Regions from separate parts of the Homo sapiens genome. Here region 1 is linked to region 2. The links are chromatin contacts, found by Hi-C or POLR2A ChIA-PET in ENCODE. All regions are on one chromosome and are shown on one strand. Each heading gives the region's core, a stretch centred on a gene start or an enhancer-like site at or near the end of the contact. The rest is flanking DNA. Distances are from core to core; before and after follow the strand shown.

Region 1 (4,513 bases), core at 1,168-3,667, 230 kb before region 2:
AAATGTTAATTTTATCCAAAAACACCCTCACAAAAACACCCAGAATACTGTTTGACCAAATATTTCATCACCCCATGGCATACTCAAGTTGATATATAAAATTAATCATCAAAGATATCATTCATTTAAAGACCTTCCCCTGCCTTCTGGTTTTTTTTTTTGGCTTTTCTTTTGTTTTGTTTTGTTTTGAGACGGAGTCTTGCTCTGTTGCCCAGGCTGGAGTGCAATGGCGCGATCTTGGCTCACCGCAACCTCCACATCCTGGGTTCATGCGATTCTCTTGCCTCAACCTCCCAAGTAGCTGGGATTACAGACATGTGCCACCACACCCGGCTAATTTTGTATTTTTGGTAGAGATGGGGTTTCTCCATGTTGGTCAGGCTGGTCTCGAGCTCCACCTTAGGTGATCCGCCTACCTTGGCCTCCCAAAGTGCTGGGATTACAGGCATAAGCCACTGAGCCAGACTGATTAACAATTCCTTTGGGACCACTACAGGATGTGATGTAACTTAAAGGTTAAGAATTAAGGCTCTGGAGTAGGAGTTTCTCTCTCTCTCTCTGACACTTATTGGTAGTAACATGGGAAAATTATTTAACATAGCTATCTCTCCATTTTCTTGACTGTGTAATGGAGTAAAGCTGTGTGACCTCAGGCTTAAAATTAACTTTACTGAGGTTGTTTTATCAAGAAAATAATAATAATAAAACTATTGTCTGTGGTAGTTCTAAAATTTAATTATAATTATATATATAGAGAGAGATTCATAATTTTAACTCTCAAAATTAATTGAATTTATATTTTATTATTTGGTACAAAAATGTCTCATGTTGAGACCGTCCCCAAATAGCTCACAAGGGGATAGCTATAACGCCCTTACCTTGACACAAATTCAATCTGTAGCCCATTTTTGACTCCCATGTGTATTTTCTTTTAATACAAAATTATTTTCAATTTGGAATTTAAGAGAATTGTTTGAGCTTAAGTGTAATAATCTACAATGTATTCTATAGCATGTAATCTAAATTATTCCTAGGGTTTATTCTTCTGATTTGAAATCTCCCTACTATAACTTGCTCATTAGTTAGGTTAGGCTAGTGTTTTAGTCTAGGGCCAATCACAAGACAGATAAAAACTGCATAATAATTTGATGAGGGAAGGTTTAATATAGCAATTATTGAACTATAATAGGGGAGTAACATTAAAGATGTAAAGAGAAATCTGAAGGGCTTTGTACAGCTGGATGAGACTACATAAGAAAGGACAACTTAGAACTGCCCTACCACCACCACCTCCAGCAACTGGGATTCAGACCTCAATGGAAAAGGTACAGTTTTAATCTACTGACTTGTAGGAAAGTTCACCTACCAGTCAGAGTAGGTAAGCCAAGTTAACCTATAGGCCAGTGCTGGTTCAAAGTTGTAATGAAAGCAGGAAACAGCCTTAGGTGCAGTCGAATGGAGACTGGGTGGCAGGCAGGCATAAAGGAATCAAGTGTTAGGAGCCCAGTAGCTGGCAATGGCATGAGGCCTGCTGGTGTGTAAGGTTGGGAAGCCTGCAGGAAACAACTCTTCCAACACAGTCTTCCTGAAGTTGTGTTGTGCTGGGAGTGCTCAGAGAGATACTGGAATGGAGCTGGTGATAGTCACCAGGCCCCAACCTGGGCTGCTGCAAAGTTGCTGAGGGACAGTACATTCTGGGTGTGCAGCTGGGGTAGGATGACCCTGGATGTGAACACACACATTCTCTCTCTCTCTGTCTCTCTGTCTCTCTCTCTCTCTCTTCACTAGTGGAGCACTCCAGAAACAGGAAGAGCGGTCCCTTTCTCACGTAATATCTCTCTCCGCCCTCTATTGATGAAAAATAACATAATTCTCGCTGTTAAGAAGAAACGTTTAGAGTCTAAGTCATTATGTCAGAGCCAGCACCAGGGAGTAAATTTGGAGCTGAGAGGAGATAAATTGGTAATGGGCACAATCTTTTCCTCTGGTTACTCAGTTTCCATATGCATTCTCCTATACACACACACTTGAACTACTACAAAACAATACAACAATGCCAAACGATCCAACTAGACTACACTGTAGTAAGAAAGAAATACCTATCTTTTATTGGCTCATCAAAAATATTATTTATTTCTTCACGAAGAACAGGAGGTTCTGCAGCACAATTATCTTTCAAGAATTAAGAACTTAGGCTGTTTCCTTTTAGAACTTTGTGACCTATGTGTACTTGGTTTCTAATTGTGAAGAAAGAGGGAGGATAGAAAATGCTCATTCTTAACCGCTTCGGTAACAAGTGACACATCCTACATTCCTTCTTTTGATGTTCCATTGCAAAAGTTTATTGTGTGACCCCACCTAGAAGCTTTGTGGCTAGGAAAACATAAGGAGTATGTAGATACTTGATGAGCACCAGTGGTTTTTACCACAATTTATCAAGTACAGAAACATAAATTACTTTTGATGCCTCAGAACACACAATAAATTGATCAAGTGAAATAAAACTGAGAACCACGATCATATAGTATGCATAGTTCTGGTGTTTTCACAACATGCCAAATATGTTATTTAGCACAAGACAACAGTGCTGTTTCTGACTTCTACTTGGGGATTTTAGTTCCCTTGAGCTGTTATTTATTGCAAAACATTTCTCATGGGTGTGTCATTGAATGGAGGCTTAGTCACTTGTTTTCAAGAAAAAAGAAATAGGATTTGCCCTTCTCTGTTGAAATAATATGACAACAGAAAATGATTTGTAACTGGCAAAAACAAAAAATAATGAATTTAAAATTAGCTGTGTGTCAAAGCAATACATGTTTACTTCAAACTGTTTTTGAGTAAAAATATTTGCAAGCAGAGAGCTACTAATAAGAATGAAATTAGAACAAAATATTTTTTAAATGCCTGTATATTGTGACTTTGCTGTGCAGGTATCCCCAGAGTGCACCTCACTACTGACTTTGCCCTGCGGATTCATTAAGTCACACTTTATAAGCAGATGGCTGCTCAGTAGACTTATGCTTAGTTACAGAAGTACATGCTTTAACACTTCTGGATTATCCATTTTAATGTAGGATAGCATCTGAAAACATTTATCTAAGAAATATAAAAATCAATAAAATAAATGTATCTATAAAAATAACAAAAAATATAAACTAAAACTACATGCACTGCTTATAGGGATGGCAAAATAATGGGTGACTTTTTTTCCTCTTGCTTGCACTTTTATGTATTTTCAAAATGTTTTTTGTGTATTTTACAATAAACATTTTGTTTTATAATTGAAACAATAATAAATGCTTATGTCAATGTGTGCTTTATGTTTTATGAATGTATTAAACATTTGAAAAATCTGACCGATATTAGAAGAGTTATGCCCTGGTACTGATTGCATGGTACAAGGGATTTTACTGAAACCAATAATACTGTTTTGGATGATTTAAAAAAACAATTGCAAATTTACTAACGAATGTATTACATGAATACCTAATACCATTAAAGCATACATTCAGATTAATTTGGCCTGTATGTATGTGAATAGGGCAACGATTTTAAAATATTGTCTTATTTTATCATAAGCACTGAATTATTCTCTACTTATTTATGCCATTTTTATTTTTATTCTTCAGTGAAGTTTTATAATATTGTCTCAGATTTTTCCTTTACTAACTTTTGTATTTATTCCAAGAATCCTCATAGTATTTAGTGGTCATTATGAATGGAATGCTTTTTGAAAAGTATAATGTTTTCAAGTTAGTTGTTTCTGATATTAAAAAGTGCTATTCAGTTTTGAAGATTGGGTTTATATCATGCAAACCTGCTGAACTCTCTTTTCATTTTCCATATTTGTCTATAAATTCTCTTGAATTCTTTTTGAAGACACACATATTTGAGATATAATGATAATTTGGGTTCTTTCCTTCTGATCTTTATCTAACTCATCTTGTCTCATTGTGTTACCCAGCCCTTCTAGTAAAATGTTGAAGTAGTACTCATTATGTTTCTCTCGTCTCTTATTTTCATGGGAATACTTTTATAGTTTGATCTTTGACTATAGAACTTTTGTGGGGTCTTGGTCTGTATTTTTTACCGCATAAGGTATTTACATTCTATTCCTACTTTGCTAAGAGTTTTTATCACATCCAAATTTTATATTTGATTCTTTTTTGCATTTTTAATATGTTCATATGATTTCCCTATTTTAATCTCTGTAAACTCAATTTGGTTGTGCTATGTTCTTTTTGAAATATATGGCTGGATTTGGTTTACTAATTACTTATGACATTTTATTCCTAAGTGAAATTGGTCTAGAATCACCCAATCCCATAGTACTTTATCTAGCTTTGATGTAAAGCTTGTGCTAACATAAAAGAATTTTGAATCTTACAGGTTTTTTCTTTACTTAGGAATAGTTGCATCTGAGGTCATCCGTTCTTTCAGGATTTGGCAAACTCACTTTTAAAATGACCTGGAAATACAGTTTATTATGTATGTATATTTTTGAGTATATTTA
Region 2 (4,142 bases), core at 1,255-3,754:
GCAGTGAATTCAAATAAACATGGCAGAACATATTTTAAGTTTGATATAGTCTTTTTCTCCATCAGGTCATCTGGGTCTTTTTTTGAGGCTGTTGAAAGATGATATTGTTCATTCCTTGAATCCACTATTCAAGGATTGCCAAGCCAATATCAATAATTCAACTTCCTGTCCACTCCCAGTTGACATACCTTAACTTAATCCCACTTTAAAAAAAATCAAAATTTTTGTTTGTTTTCTTTTCCAAATGCATTCTTAAAAATGTGAACATAAAGCTTGCTCTTTCAATTTTAATTTTCTTCCAACCACAAGAAAAAGAAAAGGTGATGTCTATAAGAAATACTAAGTCTAAAAATGGTGTGTTTAGGAAATTACTGTCTAGATCTCCCTACTTAATTTCCATATATATAATTTCACAACACATTTATTGGTTTGATTTTCATCTATCTTGTTCTCTTATTTCCTAAAGGGCATGAGCTGATTTGGCCAGTTTTATGTGGCTATAGAGAGTTGAAAAAGTATCCTAAGTTCATGTAAATTATTTTCATTCCATTAAAAATGAACAGGAATATTCTAGAGTTTCTTTTATATATACTAGAAGAAACATTTCATGGTGGATAGAATTAGAGTTTTGCCACAAGGCTAAGTCATTTATACATGGAGGTGATAGCAGCGATGGGAAGATATGAACCACCTACACATTTTGCTTTGCAGAAAACAAGCCTGCAGTGTTCTAAATGTTTATGTCCCTACAAAATTTATATATTAATATCCTAATCCTCAATGGATCGTTTTAAAAGATGGGTCATTTGGGAGATAATTAGGTTATGAGGGCAGAGAATTTATGAGAGGGATTAATATCCTTATTAAAAAAAAATAAAGGTCCCAAAGAGGCCATCCCTCCTTTTATGCCATGTGAAATTACAATGAAAAGACAGTCATCTGTGAACCAGGAAGTCGGTTCTCACCAGATACTCAATATACTAGCACCTTGATCTTAGACTTCCCATCCTCCAGAACGATGAAAAATAAATTTTTGTTATTTATAAGCTACTCAATTTATGGCATTTTGTTATAGCAGCCTGAACAGACTAAGACAAAACATTTTCCATATGAGCTAGGAGGACAGTTATGTAGAACCTTGGGAACAGAAAGTTTTAAGACGTACACATACACACGCACACACACACACACACACACACACACACACACGCTCAATTTCCCTCGAATCAAGCTCCAAACAGCTGAAGCACTCTGAAAGTCCTTAAAATTGTATGAAAATGGTAATACCTTAAACAGTAATAATTATTTCCTCCCAGCACATTGGATGTATCTGAATATTTACAATCAACATTTTTAAAGAATGTGCCTTTCCATGTGACTATGCACAGGGTCCTCCCTGCAGATATTTAGGAGATAACATGTAATAGATATCCACAAACCCCATCTGACAGACGAGTTTCATTGTGAAAAGTCATCATACATCATCCTCTCAGATATGTTGTTTTCTAGTCTTTTTCATTTAAACATACTGTTTTTTTTTTAATCGAATTTAGAGACCTTTAGACTGGGGTGGCTCTGGCACTTCAAATTCTTTGGTGAACAAATCAAAGCCCAATGTAAACAGTAAATGGAAACTAGGGTAACTCTACCAATCAGAAATCACTAACTGTGGGAATAAGCAAGCAAAGAAGGAGAGAATGGAGATGCTGGAAAAAAATGGGGAGCAGAAGGTAAGGAAACCAATTTAGGAAGAGAGTAACTTTAGATAAAGGACTAAACACCACTTTCCATGGACAGAAATAAATCTCGAAGGGATGGAAAATAATGCAGGCAAGATAGTGAATTGTTGGCCAGGAAGCTGAGGGAGCAAGCGAATGAGGGTGTTCTTTTCTCTGAAAACAGAGGCTATCATTGACTGAAAGCGAGGTGGAGAATTAGATTTGAGACTTGTACCCTGTCATATTGGAAAACCAGATCCATTTTACATGAAGTTATACAATGTATTTGTGTTATAATATATTTTCAAATACAGCACCTGAAATAAGAACCCCAACCCCCAAAGAAAAGGAAAGAAAGAAAGAAAAGAAATTACTAACTAACTTCTAACTAGGAACTTTCCATTCTAACCAAAGTTGTTTTGTTTGTCGTGCTTCTGCAAACCCTTCAGAAAAGTTTCCCCTTTTGCCCCTCCTGGCAGAGTGCTAACCACTTGTGGTCTGAAGCTGCCTTGATTCATGAGTCACTGAATGCTTTAATAAATTCTTTAAAAGATAAATGTAATAAAGCTTTTCTTTTATCAATACCTTTCACCTGAGACCTTTCCTCAACCAGTTCCAAAATTCCCGAAGTAAACACATCCTGAGAACAGCTAGTATTTACCTTGAGCACAAATGATCTTACAGTCCAGGAATGCAGAATGGATTGACTAGCACAAATCAGATGATGGCATAAGTCATTTTCTTGATATACAGGTGGAGGTCTACTTAGTGACCAGAAGAATTAGTAAAACATGAGCAGTAGTTTCTATAATCCTTAGGGCACACTGCATCTGTCAATGAAATAATGTCTTTTAGAGCAGTTGCCTCATGACTACACTTCACATGTGGTACACTTGAGTCACAGGCCTTGTGGGAGGCGAAGAACAGGTGAGACAGGCAAGGGCTCAATGTCTAACATGCTGAGACAAATAGATTGAGACCTCAGAAGGGAGAAGATAGTTTCTTTCAAAACTCTTGAAATATTTAATATCCTGGAGTGAAATAAATCCTAATTTAGAATTCTGTTTTCTTTTAAAAATTTTTTATACGACCTGTGGCCTCTTTTGTATTTTTCTTTTTGTCATTGCTAGCTAATAGATATGACACTTCTATTTTAATTTTTTGATGTTTTCTTTAAACATGTCAGATAAGTAATAATCCTGCATCATTATCTCTTATTCTGAAATATAAGTAGCTTTCAAAGTTGTCAACTTATAGTGGGATTAAATGGAGGAAAAATAGAAGATTTTGATGCTAAAGAATATAGATTGGTGAAAGCAAACAATTAATCATCTAATAATTACTGAGCATGGTGGGACAATTATACTTTTTGCTGCCTCAAGGAGTTTATAATCCTTTGAGGAAGACAAGTCATAAATTAAAATTTAATAATCTGTAGCAAGGATCAGTAAACTTTTTTTTTTTTTTGGTAAAAGTATTTAGCTTTGCAGACCCAAAGGAAAAGTAGAAGACATTATATACCTAGTTACTTATAAAGAGAGAACACTCTTGCCTTGCCCTATCCCGTTTGCCTGGGATAGACTGTGAATGGCGGTGGGCCAGCTTGAACTGCTGCAGTCAGCTGGAGATATTCTTCAAACCAGGAGAAACTATCCTGAGGTGGAGGGGCCTGTTTGGGGGTGGAGTGGCAGCTACCTTGGTCAGATTTAGTCTCTGTCCCAGTCATACCCAGATCCTTGTATGCCTTCTTTTCCCAGAAAGCCCAGTCATTTCAACTTAGGCAGGTGGCTAGAGGCGTGGTGACTCATGGAGTTGATGATTTCCTGACCGAGATTCCACTACTTGGTGCCTGGCAGTTGCCAATTGCTGATTTCCCCCAATAGATGGTGACCTTGAATAGCAGTGAATCTCAGGTGCAGGGTAGAGAAGCAAGCATGGGAGCAGAGTTGGGGACAGAGAGATTCCTAGGCTTACTCTCTGTGGTTCATAGTGCTAGCTTGCTCAAGATGGGTGCCAGTAGGCCATAGTGATTTATAGAATCCTTGTCATGTACCAAGCACCCAGCTAGATATTCAAGTACAAGGATGAAACAATCACAGTTTTATTACATTTATCTCACAATAAAGGGTTTAAAGAATACTATAAAAATGTTGTGATAGATAACTTTTGCTAGTGTTAATTACCATAATAACTCGGAATTGTGATCAGAAAGAAATTCATTAAGAGGATATACATTGAGCCCAGTGTTAAATGATAAAATTGATGAAATAGTGAGAAGAGAAACTACCTCAGATAGAGGAAGTAAAATTGTTAAAGAATAATTTTTTCAAAAGTCAAATCATGACTTATAAAATATAAAATAGATATGCATCAAAGATCTTACATAACTAATTTTTATCTTTTTCATTATTTAGGAAATCCATA

The links. A loop is a pair of places that touch in the nucleus more often than their neighbours do. ChIA-PET counts read pairs that join two places held with the same protein, here RNA polymerase II (POLR2A). Pooled maps may share reads with other maps.
Region 1: a map with no recorded cell type shows a loop between it and region 2 (2.0-fold over the local background). The contact joins two enhancer-like sites. A Hi-C loop is called at or near these places in 3 of 37 single-sample maps with no recorded cell type and 5 of 50 pooled maps. POLR2A ChIA-PET finds 5 or more read pairs at or near these places in 3 of 52 experiments (MCF 10A, PC-3 and activated T-cell).

What each region holds. Positions count from the first base shown.
Region 1 is chr3:106,558,680-106,563,192 of GRCh38, reverse strand. LOC101929485 (a long non-coding RNA gene) reads left to right here. Exons shown (of 16, transcript XR_007095992.1): 3 at 4,407-4,488. Among named protein-coding and RNA genes, the nearest start is that of LINC00882, 680 kb to the left of the region's middle. Within about 2 kb of position 2,417, at least 4 of the 41 ENCODE cell types and tissues checked have a DNase peak (open chromatin) inside an H3K27ac peak, as active enhancers do; they include PC-3, where a contact is called at or near this core.
Region 2 is chr3:106,332,458-106,336,599 of GRCh38, reverse strand. No RefSeq gene overlaps it. Among named protein-coding and RNA genes, the nearest start is that of CBLB, 470 kb to the right of the region's middle. Within about 2 kb of position 2,504, at least 3 of the 41 ENCODE cell types and tissues checked have a DNase peak (open chromatin) inside an H3K27ac peak, as active enhancers do; they include PC-3, where a contact is called at or near this core.